Regions from separate parts of the Homo sapiens genome. Here regions 1 and 3 are each linked to region 2. The links are chromatin loops, found by intact Hi-C in ENCODE. Cell type or tissue: B cell. All regions are shown on one strand. Each heading gives the region's core, and the rest is flanking DNA. Links, peaks and the distances in the headings are about the cores only.

Region 1 (8,133 bases), core at 1,240-6,239, 330 kb before region 2:
GTCAATTAAACTTCTTTCCTTTATAAATTACCGAGTCTTGGGTATTATCTTTGCAGCAATGTGAGAATGGACTTATACAGTAAATTGGTACCACTATAGTGGGGTGCTGCTATAAGGATACTAAAAAATGCAGAAGTGACTTTGGAACTGGGTAACAGGCAGAGGTTGGAACAGTTTGGAGGGCTCAGAAGAAGAAAGGAAAATGTTGGAAACTTTAGCACTTCCTAGAGACCTGTTGAAGGGCTTTGACCAAAATGCTGATAGTGATATGGACAATGAAGTCCCAGGCTGCGGTGATCTCAGATTGAGATGAGAAACTTGTTGGGAACTGGAGATGAACTCTTGCTTTGCTTTAGCAAAGAGACTGGCGGAATTTTACCCCTGCCCTAGAGATCTGTGGAACTTTGAACCTGGGGGAGATGATTTAGGGTATCCAGCAGAATAAATTTCTTTTTTTAAATTTTAAAAAAATTTATTATAGTTTAATTATAATACTTTAAATTCTAGGGTACATATGCACAATGTGCAGGTTTGTTACATATGTATACATGTGCCATGTTGGTGTGCTGCATCCATTAACTCGTCATTTACATTAGGTATATCTCCTAATGCTATCCCTCCCCCCTACCCCCACCCCACCTCAGGCCACAGTGTGTGATGTTCCCCACCCTGTGTCCATGTGTTCTCATTCTTCAATTCCCACCTACGAGTTAGAACATGCGGTGTTTGGTTTTCTGTCCTTGGGATAATTTGCTCAGAATGATGGTTTCCAGCTTCCTCCATGTCCCTACAAAGGACATGAACTCATCCTTTTTTATGGCTGCATAGTATTCCATGGTGTATATGTGCCACATTTTCTTCATCCAGTCTATCATTGTTGGACATTTGGGTTGGTTCCAAGTCTTTGCTATTGTGAATAGTGCCGCAATAAACATACGTGTGCATGTGTCTTTATAGCAGCATGATTTATAATCCTTTGGGTATATACCCAGTAATGGGATTGCTGGGTCAAATGGTATTTCTAGTTCTAGATCCTTGAGGAATCACCACACTGTCTTCCACAATGGTTGAACTAGTTTACAGTCCCACCAGCAATGTAAAAGTGCTCCTATTTCTCCACCTCCTCTCCAGCACCTGTTGTTTCCTGACTTTTTAATGATCACCATTCTAACTGGTGTGAGATGGTATCTCATTGTGGTTTTGATTTGTATTTCTCTGATGGCCAGTGATGATGAGCATTTTTTCATGTGTCTGTTGCCTGCATAAATGTCTTCTTTTGAGAAGTGTCTGTTCATATCCTTTGCCCACTTTTTGATGGGGTTGTTTGATTTTTTCTTGTATATTTGTTTTTTTCTTGTAAATTTGTTTAAATTCTTTGTAGATTCTGGATATTAGCCCTTTGTCAGATGGGTAGATTGTAAAAATTTTCTCCCATTCTGTAGGTTGCCTGTTCTCTCTGATGGTAGTTTCTTTTGCTGTGCAGAAGCTCTTTAGTTTAATTAGATCCCATTTGTCAATTTTGGCTTTTGTTGCCATTGCTTTTGATGTTTTAGTCATGAAGTCCTTGCACATGCCTATGTCCTGAATGGTATTGCCTAGGTTTTCTTCTAGGGTTTTTATGGTTTTAGGTCTAACATTTAAGTCTTTAATCCATCTTGAATTAATTTTTGTATAAGGTGTAAGTAAGGGATTCAGTTTTAGCTTTCTACATATGGCTAGCCAGTTTTCCCAGCACCATGTATTAAATAGGGAATCCTTTCCCCATTTCTTGTTTTTGTCAGGTTTGTCAAAGATCAGATGGTTGTAGATGTGTGGTATTATTTCTGAGGGCTCTGTTCTGTTCCATTGATCTATATCTCTGTTTTGGTTCCAGTGACATGCTGTTTTGTTTACTGTAGCCTTGTAGTATAGTTTGAAGTCAGATAGCATGATGCCTCCAGCTTTGTTCTTTTGGCTTAGGATTGTCTTGGCAATGCAGGCTCTGTTTTGGTTCCACGTGAACTTTAAAGTAGTTTTTTCCAATTCTGTGAAGAAAGTCATTGGTAGCTTGATGGGGATGGCATTGAATCTATAAATTACCTTGCGCAGTATGGCCATTTTCATGATATTGATTCTTCCTATCCGTGAGCATGGAATGTTCTTCCATTTCTTTGTGTCCTCTTTTATTTCGTTGAGCAGTGTTTTGTAGTTCTCCTTGAAGAGGTCCTTCACATCCCTTGTAAGTTGGATTCCTAGGTATTTTATTCTCTTTGAAGCAACTGTAAATGGCAGTTCACTCATGATTTGGCTCTCTGTTTGTCTGTTATTGGTGTATAAGAATGCTTGTGATTTTGCACATTGCTTTTGTATCCTGAGCTAACACTTGCTAAATGCCAGTCACTGTTCTAAGAAATCAGTATGTTATTTACTAACTTATTTGATTCCATGAAAGCCCTATAAGATAGGTCACTATTATTATCTTCATTTTACAGAGGAGAAATCTGCTCATGGTTCTGTAGTGGTACAGATGAGAAAACAATTAAGTAATCTGCTCATGGTTGCGCTGCCATTAAGTAGTGAAGGCAGGATCTGAACTCAGGTACTCCAGTCTCATAAAGAACATGCTTTAATACTACTACTAATTTTCTCCTTCCAATGATGATCTTTCCTCCATTCTACCTCTGCTATCCACTTCCACTGTCATACTGTGAACCCTCACATCACCTCAACCTGCCTCATCTTGAAATCACTAATTCAGGCATCTCACCCTCTGACCAACTTCCTGTCTCTCCAGAGAAGTTATAAAACAACAATAAAAGTAATAGTAATAATAGCATTTATATAGCCTAAGTGCTCTTCACAAGTTAACTTATTTATTCCTCACAATTCCCTGGCAAATGTAGGTATTATTACAACTGTTTTACAGATGAGGAAATTGAGGCAAAGGAGGTTAGGTGACATGCTCAAGGCCACACAGCTTATGGGTGGCAAAGCCAGAATTTGAACCCAGACAGTCAGGCTCCAGTGTTCACATCCTTAACTATTGTGTTAAGGATGATAAGCCTGGAGTTGAGGGAAAAGTTATTATCCCACTTAGGAGTTAACAAAAAAATCCATGCCTAACTCATGTTCCAAATATTTGTTTATCTGTTTGTTTGAAAGAGCCTCTAACATGATTTGCATATTCACTCATATTGAGAACCACAAATTAGATCATTTAAACAGCCACATGTTGTCGCTCATAAGTGGGAGTTGAACAATGAGAACACATGGGCACAGGGAGGTGAACATCACACACCGGGGCCTGTTGGGGGGTTGGGGGCTAGGGGAGGGATAGCATTAGGAGAAATACCTAATGTAGATCACGGGTTGATGGGTGCAGCAAGCCACCATGGCAAGTGTATACCTTTGTAACAAACTTGCATGTTCTGCACATGTACCCCAGAGCTTAAAGTATAATTAAAAAAAAATAGTCTCCCAATCTGGAGTTCTGGTCAAGTTTAACCCTATTGTTTGTTGTCCTGCTGGCCTTGGTTAGAATTGCTTCACATAAACAGGACAGGGCTGGGCTTGAGAGTGTCAGCATTATGACTTGTCCAGTTAAATGAAAAAAGCATCATTGTCAGTAGCTTGGCAGGGCTGGAGCAAGAAAGGATGGACAAATTTCTTGATACAGACATGATACCTGACGTGTTATTACTTGTGTTCATCTGATTTAATCCAATAGCTAGGAAGAAGACTAACTGATTAGCTGGGAATAGCTCAGGGCAGCAGTTTGCAACTCATTAATATGATGGCTTCTACTATAAGAAGAAAGCAGAATGAGAAATGCAAAGTAAAGAAGGTATTCTTGGCATGGGTCCAGGGGAAAAGCAGTCTGGCTGAAACCATTCAGTTTCGTCAGTCAGGAAGCAGCTATCTACGTAAACAGGAAGTAGAGAAGGTTGCAGGAGAGGGCAGTGGTTAGTTGGTGACAAACAAGAGCTGATACCAGATGGGTGTAAGTGGTTACATGTAAAAGAGATTCTGATAGAGGCCCAGACATTGCATGTTAATTATCCCGGCCTTCTCCTGGGAGAGCTTGTTTCACCAGAGTGTCTATGCAACATGTGTTGAGTCCTATTCTCAAATAGATACTTCCTTTAGAGCCTGGTTTTTGCCAGTTGTCTGCTGGGTAGTTTTATTTTATCTCATTGAATCATCTCAACATTCTGTGAGGATGGGATTAGGTGAAGAAACCAGCTCAAAGGGATTAAGTTACCTGGCCTAAATTCATTTACATCATGCTATTATACAACACTTTGGAAACTGTCTCCTCTCTTAAAAGTAACTATTAGGTATAACCTATTAGAAAGAAGGTATGTTGACATTCTAGAGATGCCATAACAAATTGCTACAAACCTCGTGACTTAAAACAACATAAATCTATCCTTTTACTATTCTAGAGGACAGAAGTCTGAAATCAAGGTATTGGCAGGGCCATGATCCTTCTGAAGGTTCTAGAAGAGAATGCTTCTTTGCCTTGTCCAGCTTCTGATGTCTCCAGGCATTCTTTGGCTTCTAGCTACGTAACGGCGATCTCTACCTTCATCTTCATATGGCCTTTCCTCTTTGTCTTTGTCTTTTACTCTTCTGTCTGTTATAAGGATACTTGGAATTGGATTTAAAATCCATCTGGATGATCTCATTTCAAGATCCTTAACTTAATTACAGCTGCAAAGACTTTTTTTTTTTTTTTTTTTTTTTAAATAAGGTAACATTAACAGGGGCCAAGTATTAGGACATGGACACATCCTTTTTGGGGCCAACTTTCGACCAACTATAAGAGGTGTCACTATTATAATATAAATGCAGATTTTGTAGTATTTTAATAACAACTAAGGAATTGAGAGGAGTATGTCTTGATTAGAGTTTCCATGTCTAGATCTCTATTCTTTAAAAGAATAAACTTTTACAAAATGCTAGTTCCCCTAGAAACCCCCCTCAAACCTTTGGCCTATTAGAATTTCAGAGCAAGAGGGGCATGTGATGCAAAGGCACATGTACTTTGAAAATGCCCTCCAAGTGAACATGATATATCCTTCCTACAAGCTACACACCCACATGTGTTTGAGAATTGCTTCTCTGAGGAAATGCCATTCCCAGGCTGATGGATGGGTAAGAGGGAACTTCAAGGTACACTGATTGTGTGCTGAGGAAAGGGAGAGAAAAATCTGTCTGCAGTGATAATGGAGGCCACAAATTGGGTTGATCTGAAGAACCTCAAATCCAAAGAGCAGGGCTGGAAAGAAAGATCTGATTACTACAAGAGAGCGACACTGTTGCTCATGTGATCTGTCTGCAATACAAATGTAATCATGTCACTCTCGCTTGAGATCTCATTGGCTGTCTATGAATAATGGATGATTTTCAGATTCCAGAACACAACACACAAGGATTTCACAAGCTGGCTTCTACCTACTATTTTAGAATCATCTCTCACCACTCTCCCTCAAAGACTGTCTGCTCCTGCCATACTAAAATTCTTGCTATTTCTCAAACACGTCTTATCCTTTATTGCCTTCCTAGCCTTGAACATGCTGTTCCATCTGCTTGGAATGCTATTCTCTGCTGGATAATTCCTGCTACACCTCAAGACCACTTTTCCTGCCACTCCATCTTCTGTCCTGCATTAAAAAGCCTCCTTATTCTCTTCAATAAGTTGGCATCTGCCTCTGCTGTGATTCTAAGTCACTCCATTCATAGGAACTGTTGGCCTTGTGTCCCATCTTAACTTCCCCTGAGTCCAGTACTTTGAGAGCTTCTAGAAAGATAAAACTGTGTCATACTCATCCCTAAATCTCCAGTGCCTAGTAAGTGCTTAATAAACATTTGCTGAAAAATGAAAGGATCAGATCATTATGGCTTCAAGTCTGAAATACATACTTGGTTTGGTGATAGTGGGATCCAGGCTTTAGATCTTAAGCCTGTCAGACTGGAGCCATAGGCAGAGAAGAACACAAGGGAGTAAGTCTGGAAGAGGCACAAGAAGAGGGAATTGTAGGAAACTGAGAGATTATCCAGTTTGGAGGCATAATGGGGGTTGTTTAAGAAGATTAGGAGCCCTCAGTTCATTCTCCCATCTTCAGCATGGAAACTACTGAAGTGGAATCGTGTTGGGATTCCCCTTAATACCAGTGGCAACACATCAGGAGTGATAGGAATGACAGATGAACTACAGATAGAAAGTGTCATACTGACACCAGGGAGCTATGTAGTTATGGGATGAATCGAGGGAAAGAGGACAAAGGGAAACACATATGAGAGAACCTTTAGAAAGTTCCCAAATAAGAAAAGAGGGATTTGATGTTGGGTCCCATTGGCTGGTGTACATATATTGGCTGGTGAATAGTCTACTATATTCTTGGTAGCTGTCATTCTCAGCCAATTCTGACGAAAGTGAACTACATTGCCCACCCTTGCATTTGTTCTAAGGGCATATAATTCATAGGCTGGCAACCTCTAATGAAGTCTTGGTATGAGAGCTTTTCTTAAAAGGATGTTAGTATCATCTGAATCAGTTGGCTCAAGCAGCACAGTGTAACAGTTAGGAATCCAAGGTCTAAAACCAAAGTGTACACCAATTAGACAAGTTAATTAACTTCTATGTGCCTTCGATTTCCTCTTTAGTAAAATGGATATGATAATACCAGTACATACTTCATGAGGTTGCTTTTGAGATTCAGATGGGCTAATATGAGTAAAACCCTTAATAAGAGTGATCAGTAAGTGTTATCTATGTTATAACTATTCAGAGGCAAATACACTAAAAAAATCACCTTCTGAGTTGAAATAATAATAATTATTTTTCCAGCATATAAGGACCTGTATTAGTCAAGACTCAGTTGCAACTGCCAGAACCCAACTCAAAATAGCTTAAGAAAAAAAGAGGTTTTTATTGATTTGTCTGTCTGAAAAGCCCAGGATTATCTGTAGTAACTTCAGTATTGTTTCAGGGTTGCAAAGTCACATTATTAAGACTTGGCTTCTTTATATCCCTTAGCTCTGCTTTCTTCTATACGAATTTTATTCGCAGGCAGTTTCCTCTTATAGAAGCAAGATGGTTGTTGGCAATGCCACACTTGCATTTCCACACAACTTAGTAACTTTCAACTTAATAACCCCAGTAGAAGGTCCAGCAAAAACTTTGCCCCTGATTCTTATTAGCCCAAATTGGATCACGTACTTATTCCTGAACCTGGATCATGTGTCTACTGCTGAGTGAGCAGAAAACCTTTCCACAAAGGCAAATCAAGGTTTGGTTACCTTGATCTGCAGAAGAAAGGCAATTGAGGCAGATAGGGATAGATTCAGATTTTATGGAACTGAAAGCCTTATAATTTTGGGGTCTTCTTTAATTAAAAAAAATACAAATTTAAAAACAGGTATAAAAGTTGGTTTTATTTAGAATGAGAAAATAAATCCCAACAAATTATTGAACTCTTGGAGATTTAGGTTCTTTACTTCTTAGATCGATTTAGACAATTTACCAGAAATGCTAATATATAAATGCTTGTTGATTGTAACCTGGCTTTCTCTCCCCACCTAGAATACTCCATAACTCCCAGCACCTCCCATGCAACTGAAGGCTTCTGAAGCTTAAGCTTTGTTAGTTTCACAATATAATCCACCTCTGGACACAGGGCAAGCAAAAACAAAACAACAACAACAACAACAACCAAAAAACCCCTAGCAAATATCCACTTCATACATTTCTTCCTTTTCTTTTTTTTTGAGATGGAGTCTCACTCTATCACCACGCTGGAGTATAGTGGCGCCATCTTGGCTCACTGCAACCTCTGCCTCCCAGGTTCAAACAATTCTCCTGCCTCAGCCTCCCAAGTAGCTGGGATTACAGGCACACGCCAACAGGCCCAGCTAATTTTTTTTTTTTTTTTTGTACTTTTTAGTAGAGATGGGGTTTCACCATGTTGGCCAGGTTGGTTTCAAACTCCTGACCTCAAGTGATCCACCCATCTCGGCTTCCCAAAGTGTTAGGATTACAGGCGTGAGCCACTGCTCCCAGCCTCATACACTTCTTAATAGCAGATTCCTTATTTTAAAGAATGGGCAACTGAATGTATATCCAAGTAACTCTGCTCAGTCCACCACATC
Region 2 (8,133 bases), core at 1,560-6,559:
TATTGAGAATTAGCCATTACTGCCCAAATAAAAGTTGTGAAAATAGTTAAATACCAAACTACAAGTAAGATAGTTATGGAGGTAATATATTTACTATTTATTTTTATTTATTTATTTTTTTTGAGATGGGGTTTTGTTCTTGTTGCCCAGGCTGGAGTGCAATGGCGCGATCTCGGCTCACTGCAACCCCCGCTTCCCAGGTTCAAGTGATTCTCCTGCCTCAGCCTCCTGAGTAGCTGGGATTACAGGTGTCCGCTACCATGCCCGGCTAATTTTTTGTATTTTTATTAGAGATGCGGTTTCACCATGTTGGCCAGGCTGGTCTCGAACTCCTGACCTCAGGTCATCCACCTGCCTTGGCCTCCCAAAGTGCTGGGATTACAGGCGTGGCCACCGCGCCCAGCCATACATTTACTATTTAAACAGTTCTTAAAAACATATAAGACAACCTTTGAAAATCAAAGAAATTATTAAACAAATGCCATGAGTAGATACAGAATTCATTAAAGAGGAATTAACAATGGGTAAACAAACATGAAAAGGCACAGCTTCACTCATAATAAAAAACGCAAAATAAAATATCTCTGAAATTCACAGCAGCTTAATTCAGAAAACCCAAAAACTGGACGTAACCCAGATATATATCAACAGGAGAATCAATAAATAACTGGGTATATTCATGCAATGGAATACTACTAAACAATAAAATGGGGGAGGAAAATCTGCTGGTACATGAAACAATGTGGAAGAATCTCAAAAACATGCCAAGTGAAAAAATGTATATCTCAAAGCGTACATACTGTATCTGTCCATTTACATGGAGTTCTGGAGCTGCCTTTAGTAAACTGTGATTTTAAAAATTGAAAATGGTATTTGCCTCTGGGAAGGTGGGAGCAGGTATTGGGGGCAGGGTTTGATGGAAAGGGGTATGAGGCAACTTTTTGGCATAATGGTAACATCCTGTATTTTCTTGTAGGTTTATATTTTGTAGGGGTATGCATTTTTCAAAACCCATCAAACTGAGTACTTAAAATTTATGCGTTTCATTGTATTGAAACTTCTTCCCTAAAAAGGACCAGCAAGCAAACATTGAACTCTATTTAGGATATGCATACTAAAGTGTGTAGGGTGAAGTGTCCTATTGAATGCAACTTACTTTGAGATAAGTTAAAAACAATACACATTAATGCATATACAAAGGGATGAATAGATATCTAAATATGTGTTAAAGCAAATACAGCAAAATTTTAAAGTCTAGGTATGGGGTACATGGGTATTCATTGTACAAGTGCTTCAACTTTTCTGAATTTTTCAGTTTTTTCTTAGTAAATTGCTGACAAACAAACTCTGAAGTACCATTTTGCCTATTAAATGAGAATAATATTTTTAAAAATATAATAAGCCGAAAAATTTTTAAACCCACAATAATGGCCATGATGCCATGAAACAGATACTCCCTTGTCTATTGATATTTGATATTGATACTAAAATATCTAATGGATTTTTTTGGGAGACAATTTAGCAATTTCTATCCAAAGTCACCAAAATGGCCTACCTCATCTAATAATTCTATATATAATCTACACCAAGAAATAATCTCAAACATGGAGAACTCTGAATAAAAAAAGATATTCATTATAACATTACTATATAAGAATAAGTTAGAAACCTAACTGACCAAGAATAAATCAATAGATAAATTTGTATCTCTTGTTGTCACAGAAAATTTGAGGTTCTGGTAATAAAATTACGTACAATCAAATAGTAAAATAGATATAGAAATAATGACTGATGAGGGAAATGAAATTATGAAGTAAAATACATCTTGAAATGCCCTTGAAATATTACACATAGTTAAAAGGCATAGCTATGAAGACAACGAAGTTTCACTGAAAATGTCTGTGATGTGATAGGTACAAAGTAGACAAGTGTGTACATATACACCATAATTAGAGCTGTGTGAAAGTGGTACATGTCTGAAGCTGTTTGTAGTGGATGCTGTTGTGTACTGCCCAAATCTCACTTTCAGGACTGAGTCTTGCATTCCTCCAGCCTCACTGGAGTATGGTGGCTGACAGCTCTCAGATGAGTCAGTTTCTGAGAATGGCTCTCAGCCAGAGGGAATTGTGTTGATCAACGTCTAGATCCTTCCTGGGAAAAATTCTCATTGAATGCATGATTGAGGGCAGGGCCAGCTACATAATTTGCAAAGTCCAATGAAAAATGAAAATATGGGTCCTCTTACTCCAAAATTACCAGGAACTTCATGACAGTAATAGCAGAGCATTAAACTAAGCATGGAGCCCTTGTGAGTATAGGGGCCCTGTGTGATTGCATAGATCATATGCCAATAAAGCTGGCCCTATTCCAGTGAGGCATAAAGGGTCAGGCTTCTTGCCTGAAGCTGGAACAACTCTGAAGTCTTAGCCCAGCTCTAGAGCTCCCTGTGAGACAGGTCTTTCCTGTACAGTTCAACTTTTCTTTCTGCCCATTCCTACTTTCTTCACTCCCTTATAGGTGTTGATACCAGGGATTCCTCCCAACTACCTTTTGGCACACAAATCTCCAACTAAGAGTTTGCTTCCCCTGGAATCTTACATAACATCTATTGTTAATGCAAAATAAATGAGCATAAAATACAGGAAGAAAATACAGTAATTGTATAAGAATAATTTCTTTCTCTTCTGAATTTTAGTGTATATGCTTACATGACATTTAAAATAAAAATAAGTTCCAGTTTAAAAAATGATACTTTTAAGAAAATACACAAAAGAATTGAAAGCATAGATGCAAATAGATAATTGTACACCAATTTCATAGCAGCATTATCAACAATAGCCAAAAGGTGAAAACCACGTAAATATTCATCAACATATAAAATAATGAACCAAATGTCATATATACATATGCAATGGTATATTATTTAGCCTTAAAAAGGAATAAAATCCTGTCACATGCTACAACATGATGAATACTGAGGACATTATGCTAAGTGAAAGCCAGACACAAAAGGACAAATATTGTAGGATTTTACTTATATGAGGCACCCAGAATAGGCAAACTCATACAGACAGAAGGTATAATAGAAATTACCAGGGGCTGGTAGAAGGAATAGTGGGGATTATTGTCAAATACAGTTTCCATTTGGGATGACGAACAAATTCTGGAAATGGATAATGATGATGATTTGCACAACATTGGGAATATAATTATTGCCACTGAACTGCATGATTAAAAGTGTCAGAATGGTGTTAAAAGGATTCTGTTCCTGCTTACAATTTCGAAAGCAACAGTAGCATATCACTCCCACCCTAACAATGAGAAAAACCTGAATAATCTATAAAATCATAATTTTTTGGACCCACCAGAAAGCTGAAGTCACAAGGCAAACTGAGTCACAAAGTATACTGATTCAAAAGGGTAACAAGCTCCTCCAAGAAGAAATGGATCACATGAATTGCTTCAACTTTGGAAGAAGAGGTGGCACTTGTAAAAGCTGGTAAGCAGGACTGGATTTGAGCAAATGCGTGTGTGGGCATCATCCAATTGGTTGAGAGATTGATAGAACAAAAAGATTGGGAAAGGTTGGATTCCTAGCCCTGTCAGATCCTATTTCAAGTTTAGATATGTTCTTTGTCCTGGATGTTTTTGCACTCGTTTTTATCATTAAAGACATTACGTTAAAATATTACTCTGGATTCCTGAGATTTTTGGCACCCCTTTACATTTTGCAATGGAAACAAGTGCCTCACTCATCTCACCCCAGTTCGGGCCTTCCAGGGCACCTTTATAGAGAAACTGATTTTGTTCACCAAATAAAACGAAGCTAGTCTTTGCCCCAGCAGTTTGCTTTCCTAGGTAAGGAGAGATCAGATATAAAATGTAGATGTGCTCTGGATTTATTCTTGATTGAGGATTGCACCAGGCAGCAGCAACAAAACGATTTTGATTTGCTGAGTCTGAATCTAATTGATCCACACAGGTTTCCCTTTGCTCGCTATGCTTAGGTCTGGCCTGGCCCACTGGCTTCTGACAGGGTGGCTTTTATTTTGGAAGTGTGAGGACGCACTGGACGGTCGCCACATGGGGATTTCTGGTTGAACAGTTTTCAGAGAATGAAATCAGTTCCTTCGTGGTTTTCCTGGGAGCATTTCCTGAGCGCTAGAAAAGTTCGCCTTTCTAGGCCCAGATCGCACAAGGGGCAAGCAAAGCGTCAAAACAGCGCCCCCTGTCGGCCGCGAAGGCGTGGCGGCCCGCGGACCGGCGGACCCCGGGTCATACCAGCTGTCCGGGTGCACAGGCCCAGGGGCCCCACGACCGCGGGTGTCGGGACCGTGGGCTCCACTGAGGAGCCCACCGAATCCTTCGGCCTGGCCAGGCGGGGGGTCTTCTTCCCAGTCCGCGGAAGCCAGGTCCGGGAGACGGCGGGGCTCACTGTGCCTTCGGACCTACACTCTGCTCGGGGGCCGGATTTCTGCAAAGCGTCCACTTGGAAAGAAGTTTCACTTGCAGGGAAGGCGGGTGTACGCAATGATGGTCCGTGTGTCCGGGATGTGAATGCCAACCAAGACTGCGTCCGTTGGTGGAGTGTGCGCGGGTCCTCCGTGAGGGTGCTTCTGGCAGTCACAGTTCACGAGTTAGCGAGAAGATGGCTGGGAGGCGGCGAGCCCCCGCTCCCGGGGCGCGCATTTCGAACTCCATAGGTATGGGTGAGTTGGTTAGCATTGGATTCGAGTGCTTGTTCTTATCTGAGTACAGACACCTGGTAACCTTCGGGCCTGCAGAGGCCCCTGTGCTCCTTTGGAGGGCGCTGCAGGACGGGCTGGGTTGCATCCGGGCCTTTACCCCAGGTAGCCGGCAGCAAGTGAACTGGCCTGGATTGGCCGGCCCAGGGCACCTCCACACACAGAGCCCCGCGGCACAAGGCAGCTGTGCAAAACGGTCTCTAGAGGGGCTGCCCTCGCCCTGGTGAATGGGCAGGAAGGCGTGTGCATATGTGTGTGTGTGTATGTGTGTTCGGGCGCGCGTTGGGGTGCAGCCGGCCGGTCGTAGGCTGCGGTGAAAGGTGGCTTGTTATTCTGGGCACCGCAAAGGGTTTCACTTCCCCTGGGTGAGCCTTCTGGGGGTGCTGTCTTGGGCAGAGCGCCAGCCCCAGTGGTACCACTGCTGGGGAGCCCGCTGGGGTCCGAGTCCGCCCACTGTGGGGATGTTGTCTGCTCTTGCCGTTAGCCCCGCACGTTCTCTGCATTTCCCCTGGTCTCTCCCCTTTGATCTGGAGGCGCTGTTTCAACGGCTGTCAGTCTCTAGAAGGGTAAATTCGGTTCCGGTCATTCTTCCAGTGGGCCCTTATCCCTAATCCTCCCTCTCCTCTCGCCTGCTCCCTCGGAGGCGAGCTCCCTGTTTGGGGCCGTCACGGCGCCGCGGCGTACTCTGCGCGCGCGCGGAGAGGCCCACTTCGGTGGCAACCTGAGCTGGGTCCAACACTACGGTGTGTGCCCCTTGGGGAACAGTCCCTAAATCAGCGCAGGGCAGCAGGCGATCCCAAGGAGATGGGTTTGTCCAGGGGTTTGGCCTTCTAGAGAGGCATGAGGCACCCGCATCTACGTTCAGGTGAAGCTACGGAGCTCAGTCCCTACAGACAGCCGGAGCCTTGGGCTGTGTACCTGTCATTAAATGTTCCTGGGACTAGGAACGTGCAGAGCAAGTGTGTATGTGTGTGTGTGTGTGTGTGTGTGTGTGTGTGTGTGTCTGGGCTATTGAAATAACGACCTTGCCCCGGGAAAGATAACCCCAGCTGTCTAAGTGCCTAAGGAGGGAGACAGTGAGCCTGCCTTCTTCAGCCATATTGGGCAGAAAGCCTTCATGGTAGACTAGACCCACAGGATGGGACTAAGTGCCTTCAACCCCAAGCGGAACCCGGCACCCTCAGGCCTGGACATCTCTCTCTGCTCTGTGAAGCTTCCAAACCGTTTACATTCATGAATGCCTTCAAACTTGAAGGTACCCCACTGGGGCAATGAGGCCTAGATAGTGTCCAGTTACTTGCCTGAGGTTACACAGGAACAGAGGCAGCACAGGAAACCTGGCCTCTAGCCACTCTGCCACACCAACCTCTTGGGGAAGGGCCCCAAAAGACACGAGGAACCCTAGGAGACACTCTAGAGAGCCCCCTGAACAAACGCAGAGCTGTGTGGAGCCTGGAGTTTTAAATTCCTATGAAGAACAAAGCCAAGGCAGACTACAGGAGGGGCAACTGAATCCCCCACCCCCAGCTCCACATGTTGTTCTAGGCCCTGGGGAAGGGTGCGTGGAGAGATATTTCATGAGGAGGTGTGAAGGGATGGAAAGACTTGGAAAGGGGACCTGAAGCCTGAGGAGACTTGGGGACTCCTAGTTAGGAAGTGCCTTTGGAAAAGCTATGGAAAATGGGCGGAGCCCGAGACATCCTCTAAAGAGTCCGGGATAGATGGGAAGAAGGATCTAGGCTGGTGGGCATGGTAGGGAAGAAAGCAGGTATTTAGGGCAGAAGCTCTGTGCAGTAATGAGTACCATGCTTTCGCCTTTAGATCCAGGTGTGAACATACCGAAAACTTAGCTGTAGCTGGCCTGGCCCCACTCACTAGAAGGTGAGAGAAACCCCTAATATACCAGGTTACCTTAAACGACTGAAAAAAGCTGTGACAGTGACCCCAGCTGGGGATTAACTGACTTGCCTAAAGGCGGCATCATTTTACTTGTTACATAGAGCAAACAAAGGCTCCCAGAAGTTCTCCCGCTTGCTGGCTCTCAGTCTTGGTCCTGTGCCAGGCAGGCAGCCTCCAGGCAGCGCCATTCAGGTGAGACAGCTTGGAACCAGGGGCTCCTCTGCTCCCACTGCCCCTGGGACCAGGCAGCTCTGTGCCTCTGAAACCATGCATGGCTCCCGGTGAAGCAGTGCCCACAGGTGGACCCTGACCTCATGCCCTGTCCCCTGGGAGTCGCAGTGGCCACATCCTCAGGGGAAGAAGCAGATACCAGGGAGCCTGGCTGTTTATCCTGGGGAGGGGCAGGCAGGGACTCACAGCCTGCATTGAGTTTGCTTCCCCTCCACAGGTCTCCCGTGGAGAGCAGCCCAGACCCGGCCACACTCAGTGAGGAGGAAGTGCGCCTCCTGCTGGCTGCACTGGTGCAGGACTATGTGCAGATGAAGGCCAGTGAGCTGGAGCAGGAGCAGGAGACAGAGCTCCAGGTGAGGCTCCCCAAGCGCCCAGAACAGGGCCTCCTTTCCCCGCAGCATACCAAGAAGGCGGATCCCAAGAGGTAGGAGAGAGCACACTGGCAAGGGGTCCAGCAAGCTGATTTGTTCAGGAGGACTTGGAGCCCAGCCTTTCTCAGGCTCCAGGGGAGACAGAGGTCCCAGTGCAGCTGGAAGGACTGTGGTTAGACACAATAAAAAGCTCCGTTTTTGAAAGCTGTTAGGAAGTGAAATGCGAAGATGTGGAATCGCTCACTGTGAGAATTGCTCTTGCAACAATAGCTCTCATTAGATGGGATAATTGTGAAATACATGTACTTTGTTTAGTGCTGACTATGAGCTGGTTACAGTTGTAAATAGTTGACTGATGATTTTGATCCTCACAACAATCTGTGAGGAAACTAAAACAAGTACGGTTAAGTAATTTGTTAAAAGTCATAAACTAGTAAATGGTAAAGCTGAGCTTTAAAATCCGGGTAGTTTGGCTCCACACTCCATTTTCTTAACTAGTATTTCTACTGCTTCTAGTTAGTGAGTGTGTGAAGACCTAGCATGGGGGCTGGAATACAGTAGGTGCCCTAATGTGTTAGGAGGTTTTAGACTTGCTGTTTCTTACACTTTCTCCTTCCGTTTCAGTCAGTTCGATTTCTGATGGCTGGTTCTCCCCATTCCTTCCCTTTCTAAGGTGGAGAGTAGATCTCAGGTAGAGCAGCTGATCACCAGCAGATGGCAACAAAGACTGTCCAGATAAGAGCTAAGAGCTCTTTACAATGTGATGAATTAGTAGTTCATTTGTAAAAAAGAAAACTGAAATAGAACTCATGGAAATGTTTCTCATTTCTGAATAACCAAATACACAGGAAACTAAGTAAAATCCTTAGGCTTAATTGATGTTGAAA
Region 3 (8,133 bases), core at 1,240-6,239, 590 kb before region 2:
TGGTCACCCTAAGGTTATGCATCTCTCTTAGGCATGGAAGGAATTCTTCCTTGTTTCTTATTCAGTGTTCTAATTGTAACCTATTGTGTGGCTACTGCTTTCCTTCCCAGCCTTGCATGCAATGGACAGACAGGTTCTGATACTTCCTTTCAAAGGGATTAGCCAAGAACCATCCCACAGAGGAAATCAAAACAGTGTGTGCATACACACTGCTTCTGATACTTTTTTCAAAACTCTGTGGCAAAGGATTTTTCACTGATTCGAGGAGAAACAAATTTAAAAGCATTTTAGGCCAGAAGCAGTGGCTCATGCCTATAATGCCAACACTTTGGGAGGTCAAGGTGAGAGGATCGCTTGAAGCTAGGAGTTTGAGACCAGCCTAGGCAACATAGCAAGACCTATAAAAAAATAACCTAAAAATTGACCCGGTGTGGTGGGGTACACCTATAATCCAGCTACTCTGGAGGCTGAGGCAGGAGGACCACTTGAGCCCAGCAGTTTCAGGCTACAGTGAGCTATCATCATCAGACCACTGCACTCCAGCTTGGGCAACAGAGCGAGAATCTGTCTTTAAAAAATAAAAATAAAATAAAAAAGTACTTTATTTTATTTTGAGACAGAGTCTCTCCAGCCCAGGCTGGAGTGCAGTGGCACAATCTCGGCTCACTGCAACCTCTGCCTCCCTGGTTCAAGCAATTTTCCTGCCTCAGCCTCCCAAGTAGCTGGGATTACAGGCACGTGCCAACACGCCAAGCTAATTTTTGTATTTTCAGTAGAGACGGGGTTTCACCATGTTGGCCAGGCTGGTCTTGAATTCCTGATCTCGGGTGATCCGCCCACCTCAGCCTCCCAAAGTGTTGGGATTACAGGCACGAGCCACTGCGCCTGGCAACATAAAAGTACTTTAAATGTATTTAAGAAAATATAGGTCAGTTATACTGGAAAATTATTTCAATAATATATTTTAAAATGTGCTTGTTTCACAAGAACATAGCCATGAATGAAGGAAATTAACACTGCAAACTACGAAAGTTACATAAACATACACACACAAACAAGATATGTCATGGTAGCTTTGTTACTGTGAAAAACTTTTTTTTTTTTCTTGAGATAGAGTCTCACTCTGTTGCCCAGGCTGGAGTGCAATGGCTCAGTCTCGGCTCACTGCAACCTCCGCCTCCCAGGTTCAAGCAATTCTCCTGCTTCAGCCTGCTGAGTAGCTGGGATTACAGGCACCTGCCACCACACCTGGCTAATTTTTGTATTTTTAGTAGAGATGGGGTTTCCCCATGTTGGCCAGGCTGGTCTCAAACTCCTGACCTCAAGTGATCCACCCACCTCGGCCTTCCAAAGTGCTGGGATTACAGGTGTGAGCCACTGTGCCCGGCCTGAAAAACTCTTAATAGCCTAAATATCCCTAAGGGGAGAACACGGACTAGTTACATGAATTACAGCATATCTATCACAGCATAGCAAACAGCCATTGAAAAGAATAAGACACGTCTTGAAATGCCACATAGATTTCAAGAGCATCTATGATATACTATTCATTTGACAAATAGTTGTTGTGTACTTAATACCTACAAGCTAGGATATGGTTCTGAATAAGAATAAAACCAGCATAATTCAGGCACTTGTTTTTTGTTTGTTTTTTGTTATTTTTAGAGACAATCTTGCTCTGTTGCCCGCACTGAAGTGCAGTGGCCCGATCACGGCTTACTGCTGGCTTGAACTCCTGGGCTCAAGTGCTCCTCCCACCTCAGCCTCCTGAGTAGCTGGGACTGTAGGTGCATGCCACCACGCCTGGCTAATTTTTTCATTTTTTTGTAGATATGAGGTCTCACTATATTCCCCAGGCTGGTCATCAACTCCTGGCCTCAAGTAATCCTACCACCTAGGACTCCCAAAGTGTTGGGATTACAGGTGTGAGCCACTGCACCCAGCCAGTTCTGGCACTTGTGGAGCTATGTTTTAGTGAAGACATATAGGTCTATGGCACAATAAAATTCAAAAAAGCAATCTCACACCTGTATCACTGTTGTTTTACTTTCCTAATAATACGAAGAACTAAATTCCTCATCAAGTTCATCTCAAAATGGGAAAGCAGCAGCAGCAAATGTTCTCAACCAGAGATTCCCTCCAAACCACATGCCTGGAGGCCGGGCCAGCACTTCTCTGAAAGTGGCTGTCTATTCACACCAAGGACAACCAGTCTTACTTTTGATTACTTAACCTCATTCTACCAGCAATTCTGTTTTTATAAAATATCTTATGGCACACAAATTTAAATCAGACTAGGTCGCTAGGGATAATTTTAAACTTTTATGTGGAGACAAACATGATTCATATCAAAAGGAACTATAAACATTTATCTTATAAAAATACCCAAGTACGTAGGTTTAAAAAGTCAAGAGCTAAACAGCACATGTTCACAGAATTTAAGACCCTGCTCACACCATTTAGAGACACAAATTATAGCTTGTCTGTATGTGCTCAGCCTAATTCATAGTAAAAGAATGCCACATCAATTGTAAACCACATGAAAAGAAAGTAAACATGTAACTCTGAATCACATTTATATGCATATAATATAGGTCAGATTCTATAGCTATTATTGCATTTAGTAAAAGTACTTTCATAGTGCTTATTTGCAAATGCAGGAAGAGGCTTGCTCACTGTAGTGGCCTGAATGGTGGCATCCAAAAAAGATATATCCAACTCCTAATGCCTGGTACCTATGAATATGACCGTATTTGGAAATAGGGTCTTTACAGTTATTAAAGTGAGATGGCCCTGGACCTAAATCCAACCACTGTTGTCCTTATAAGAGAAAGGAGGGTGAGATGCAAAACACAGAAAATAACCCAGAGAGGAAGGCCACATGAAGGCAGAGGCAGAGATTGGAGGGATGCATCCACAAGCAAGCCAAGGAGCACAAAGGGCTGCTGATAAGCACCAGAAGCCAGGACAGAGGCATGGAAATGATTCTTCCTCAGACTCCAGAATCAACCAGCACGACAACAACTTGATTTTGGAGTTCTGACCTATGAAAAAATAAATTTCCCTTGTTTATACCACCAAGTTTGAGGTGGTTTGTTACAGCAGACCTAGGAAATTAATATACACATCTAAAATAGTCATTTGTTTACAATGCAGTAAGTCTCAAGAGCAATCAGTAAAGAAAAAAGAATTTAGCAAGTATTTTTAATTTATTATGTTATAAAACAACACATCTTCATTGTAGAAAATCTGGAAAATCATTAGAAAAAACTATAAAATTCACCTTTAGAACCAAAGCCCATCTTCACAATCTCTCAACTTTAAAATGTGAAACTAGACATGTATTTTCTAGCCTGTGAGCTAAATAACCTGATCTTAAATTGTTCAAATAATGTCCATCATTAAATGCCTTTGTTTACAATTAGGTTTATATGGCACTTACACAACTATGAAATTGAGAGTCTATGATGGAAATTCTGATCTAATTTTAACATAAGCCTTATAATTGAAACATACAAATGGGAACTACAAGGAGAGTTTTATTGTCATGGGGGTTTCCAGCGAGGTGCTTTCCCTTGATCATTTTGGGTCCTAAACTGTTCTGGTCTCTAATCATAATTTACATATCAACCAAATCCTCAATTTTAGAAATAATATATGCAGAAATAAGAAGTGCAGAAAAGCAATAAATGCAGAACAAAATATTAACGAATTTTATTCAAGAGCTCTTGACTAATGTTCTTCCACATTTCCATTACATTTTTTTCAAAAAATAATTATCAATTAGATGCCATAAAATAAAGAGGAACATCTAACAGCTGCCATGTAATAGCAAATGTTGAAATACTGAGAATGAAAAATAGCTTGAAAATTATTGCCAAACCAAATCTTTGAATGCAGGCACATGGTTTTTTTGTAGTTTTTGTTTTGTTGAGATGGAGTCTCACTCTGTCGCCCATGCTGGAGTGCAGTGGTGCGATCTCGGCTCACTGCAACCTCCGCCTCCAGGTTCAAGTGATTCTCCTGCCTCAGCCTCCAGAGTAGCTGGGACTACAGGCACACGCCACTATGCCTGGCTAATTTTTGTATTTTTAGTAGACCAGGTTTCACCATGTTGGCCAGGCTGGTCTCAAACTCTTGGCCTCAAGTGATCCGCCCGCCTCAGCCTCCCAAAGTGCTGGGATTACAGGAGCCACCATGCCCAGCCAAATGCAAGCACATGTTTTAATATTTCATTTAAATAGCCATGGTTTTTGTTATAAAAAGCAAAAGTCTCACTAACTCCAGGTAAATTTTTAAACTAAGCCTCTACTATTTAAATGTTTATTCAAAATTAGACAGCATCCTCATTCCGTAAGTGTGAGCTGCACATAAGGACTTCCTTCCAAAGAATACAATATGGAAAAGGGTTGGGGCAGGGAGCAACTTCATAGTAGAGAAACCAGACAAACATTACCTCAGCCAGATGATCAGGGTCAGCATCAACAGTTACAAATCACGCTGACAGCATGTACTCTTGATATAATGTGATGAAAACGGTACTTCACCTCTGTGGTCTTCCTAACCCAAAACCCATAACCCTACACCTGTCATGAGAAGAACACTAGACACATTCTAATAGAGGGGCACTCTACAAAATACTTAATGAGTACTCTTCAAAATAGTTGGGTCATCAAAAACAAGGAAAGTCAGCCAAGAGGAGCCTAAGAAGGCATGACAACTAAATGTAATGTGTTATCTTGATGGGATCCTGGATCAGAAAAAGGACATTAGGTAAAAACTATGGAAACCTGAATAAAGTATAGACTTTAGCTAATAATAATGTATCCACATTGGTTCATTAATTCTAACAAATGTACCATACGTGTTAACAATAGAGGAACTAGGTGACAGATATATGGGAAGTTCCTATACTATCTTCTCAGGTTTTCTGTAACTCTAAAGTTCTTAAAGTCTACTAAAAAAAAACTACATGGCAGTCATTTCTAAAAAATGCCAACTGAGGTTCTGGATAAGACTTTTCTAATCACCCACATGTAAAAGCTTAAATTTAATTAAGGAAAACAACTAGACCCACTAAACAGTTTCTAGCACTAAAATTAAATCCACATTTTAGGGTACTCAGAGGCAAGATAAAGGGAGACCAGATCAACTCCACCTTTTTAAGCAAACATTTACTGTGATAAGAATGTAAAAATTCAGTCTCAAAACCACAGAGCTATTAAAAACATTAATTTTAAACTAATAAAAAGACAAAAAAAACGTAGTTCAGAAGAGATTTTAAAGCAGAAAGCCCAGATCAGAAACCCATAACAGGAAGTTTGGTCCTTCTTCCACCATCTTGGACTAAAATTTTACGTCTCTGAACATATTTGACTGTTTCCTCATTTACATAATGGAAAGTGACAATCGCACAGTGCAATATCCAAAAGATGCTCAAAAAATAGCCTGTCATAAATAAAAATATAAAATTCTTAGTCTTTTTACTTCACTCACATCTGCTAAAACCAATGCTTTCTTGGTGAGGTATGCATCAGTCTGAAGAGAATCAACCAAAAGAGAAAGACAGAAGGGGTACAAAGGAGGGAAAAGTAGGAATAGCATTTAACTATGTATATTAGCATTTTCCAGGCCCTCCTTTTTACAGTTTTTACATCTCCCCCTGCAAAAGTATCCTGATGAGGCCAGGTACAGCAATCCATGCCTATAATCCCAGAACTTGGGGAGGTTAAGGCAGGAAGATTGCTTGAGCCCAGGAGTTCAAGACTGGCCTAGGCAACATAGCAAGACCCTGTCTCTACCTACTAAATAAATAAATAAAGCCAGGCACGGTGGTACACCTCTGTAGTCCTAGCTAATTGGGAGGTTGAAGCAGGAGGATTGCTTAAGCCCAGGAGGTCAAGGCTGCAGTGAGCTATGATCGCACCACTGCACTTAGCCTGGGTGACAAAATAAGACCCTGTTTCAAAACAATCCAAAAACAGTGTCCTAATGAAACTCTCATTTCAACTAACACTTATTAAGATATCCCGAAAATTGTTACATTGTAATTCACCAAACTTTGGGTTCTACTGCAAATGAGACATTGGAAATAACAAAAATAAATGACTATCAGTTCCTGCCTTCAAGGAGTCTACTTATAGTCAAGTAGGAGGCAAGACAAGAGAACAAATAACCACCTTTTGTTGACAGGAGGATGACATCAATTAGAAAATGCACCTAATTACAGAGGTGTTAAAATAAGAAATTTTTTAATGTGTGCCTTAGAATGAAGGAGATACTATAGTTTCTGTGTGGTAAGAGTAAATTTAGAAAAAGGTACTATGGAGGCATAGATGTTAATGTACTGCCATTTAACACTGCTACCCTTATAGGTGTTGGGTGGAGTTCCACAGATTCTCAATCATCCAAGTTATGGAAGAAGAGAATTCAAAACGTATACACCTTACCAAGAACAGACGTGTTTGCAAAATGCAAGACAGACCTGTAAAGATGCAGAATATCTGTATTAATAAAATCTTAGGCCGGGCATGGTGGCTCACACCTGTAATCCCAGCACTTTGGGAGGCTGAGGCAGGTGGATCACCTGAGGTCAGGAGTTCAAGACCAGCCTGGCCAACATGGTGAAACCCCATCTTTACTAAAAATACAAAAATTAGCCAGGTGTGGTGGTGGGTGCCTGTAATCTCAGCTACTCAGGAGGCTGAGGCAGGAGAATCGCTTGAACCCGGAAGGCAGAGGTTGTAGTGAGCCAAGACCGTGCCATTGCACTCCAGCCTGGGCAACAAAAGCGAAACTCCATCCCAAAATAAAATAAAATCTTAAAAGGCAAGATGAATTCATATTGACATTTCACTAAATTATTTGGGAAACAAAATTCAAAGGTAATTACTTTTAAGAAACGTAGCCTCTATCAACAAGAAGCAGATGATGAATGAACTTACTAGTTTTTCCTCTTGATCTTTCCCTACAAAACAAATCATTGCAAACTCTAAATGTACAAAGGGGAGCTGAGCACAGTGGCTCATACCTGTAATCTCAGCAAGTCAGGAAGCCAAGGCTGGAGGATCAATTCAGCCCAGGAGTGCAAGGCTGAGGTGAGCTACGATTGCACCACTGCCCTCCAGTCTGGGCAACAGAGTGAGAGAATGTCTCTAAATAAGTAAATAAATGTATGAAGAGGACAACTGTAAAATAAGCCACATTTCTAAAAGAGAATCAGGTCATTTTCAAACGGAGCAGGAAGAATAAAGGAATCATTTTCATGATATTTCCCCTCACTGTTAGGACTAAAGCTGTCCTTTATACAGGAAAAGGAAACCCTGTCTTCGCAAAATCCTGAAGGCTTTTCTATGTGTAAACCCTAGAGAAATACCTGTCAAATGAGTAACTATCCTAATAAATCCTATATGGATGTTCACTTCTTTTAATACTTGAGTGCAGCCGGGCGTGGTGGCTCATATCTGTAATCCCAGCACTTTGGGAGGCCAAAGCGGGTGGATCACCTGAAGTCAGGGGTTCAAGACCAGTCTGGCCAACATGGAAAAGCCCCATCTCTACCTACTAAAAGCACAAAAATTAGCAGGGCGTAGTTGCGCATGCCTGTAGTACTAGCTACTTGGGAGGCTGAGGCAGGATAATCACTTGAACCTGAGAGGCAGAGGTTGCAGTGAGCTGAGACCATGCCACTGCACTCCAGCCTGGGTGACAGAGAGAGAATCTGTCTCAAAACAAACAAACAAACAAAAAAAAAAACCTTGAGTGCCCAGGGATGAGATGGCACCTATTCAATTAACCATCCTGATAAGAAAAGCAAAACCCTTCTCTCACAGGAAGGCTCCTGAGCCCAGCCAGGTGCAGCACTACCTGTGTCTCCCAGTGCTGTAGTCATTCCAGCTCAGCAGGGCAGTGGAACAGCTGAGACAGAAGAAATGTTTCCTGAGGAAGGCAGAGTGTTTAGGAAAGATAACCCAAACACGGACATTTTGTACATTCTTTCAGTCCCCACTTTGGACTATTGAAAAGTAAATATAAATCAGACTTTTACAAAACTTAAGTATTAAACTTCAAATTCCTTCAGGGAAACATATCTGTATACTTTGACTCACACTTACTGACTTGGCAACAATACAG

What was found. Hi-C counts contacts between places; a loop is a spot of excess contacts. Peaks named below come from ENCODE experiments on the same cell type or tissue, not always from the same donor. Only the 100,000 strongest peaks of a DNase experiment are listed, where the experiment ranks them.
Region 1: it touches region 2 in a loop (16-fold over the local background); 5 of 110 quality-filtered maps call a loop at or near these places.
Region 3: a loop joins it to region 2, with 6 times the contacts of the local background. A loop is called at or near these places in 8 of 110 quality-filtered maps.

Annotation. Positions count from the first base shown.
Region 1 is chr11:14,574,785-14,582,917 of GRCh38, forward strand. It overlaps a transcript of PSMA1 not described here. Among named protein-coding and RNA genes, the nearest start is that of PSMA1, 58 kb to the left of the region's middle. In B cell, for the core only: no CTCF peak of the experiment used is centred there; a DNase peak (open chromatin) is centred at 3,887; H3K4me3 peaks cover 1,021 bases; H3K27ac peaks cover 1,734 bases.
Region 2 is chr11:14,900,767-14,908,899 of GRCh38, forward strand. It overlaps the pseudogene CALCP. Among named protein-coding and RNA genes, the nearest start is that of CYP2R1, 13 kb to the left of the region's middle. RefSeq lists enhancers at 4,963-5,062, 5,243-5,352, 6,995-7,494. In B cell, for the core only: CTCF peaks have their summits at 4,250 (motif pointing left) and 4,451; DNase peaks (open chromatin) are centred at 4,215, 5,035 and 5,865; H3K4me3 peaks cover 1,709 bases; H3K27ac peaks cover 492 bases.
Region 3 is chr11:14,310,776-14,318,908 of GRCh38, forward strand. All of the region lies in intron 1 of RRAS2 (RAS related 2), which reads right to left. Among named protein-coding and RNA genes, the nearest start is that of RRAS2, 44 kb to the right of the region's middle. RefSeq lists an enhancer at 1,934-1,983. In B cell, for the core only: no CTCF peak of the experiment used is centred there; DNase peaks (open chromatin) are centred at 1,596, 3,566, 4,696, 5,336 and 1 weaker place; H3K4me3 peaks cover 4,126 bases; H3K27ac peaks cover 5,000 bases.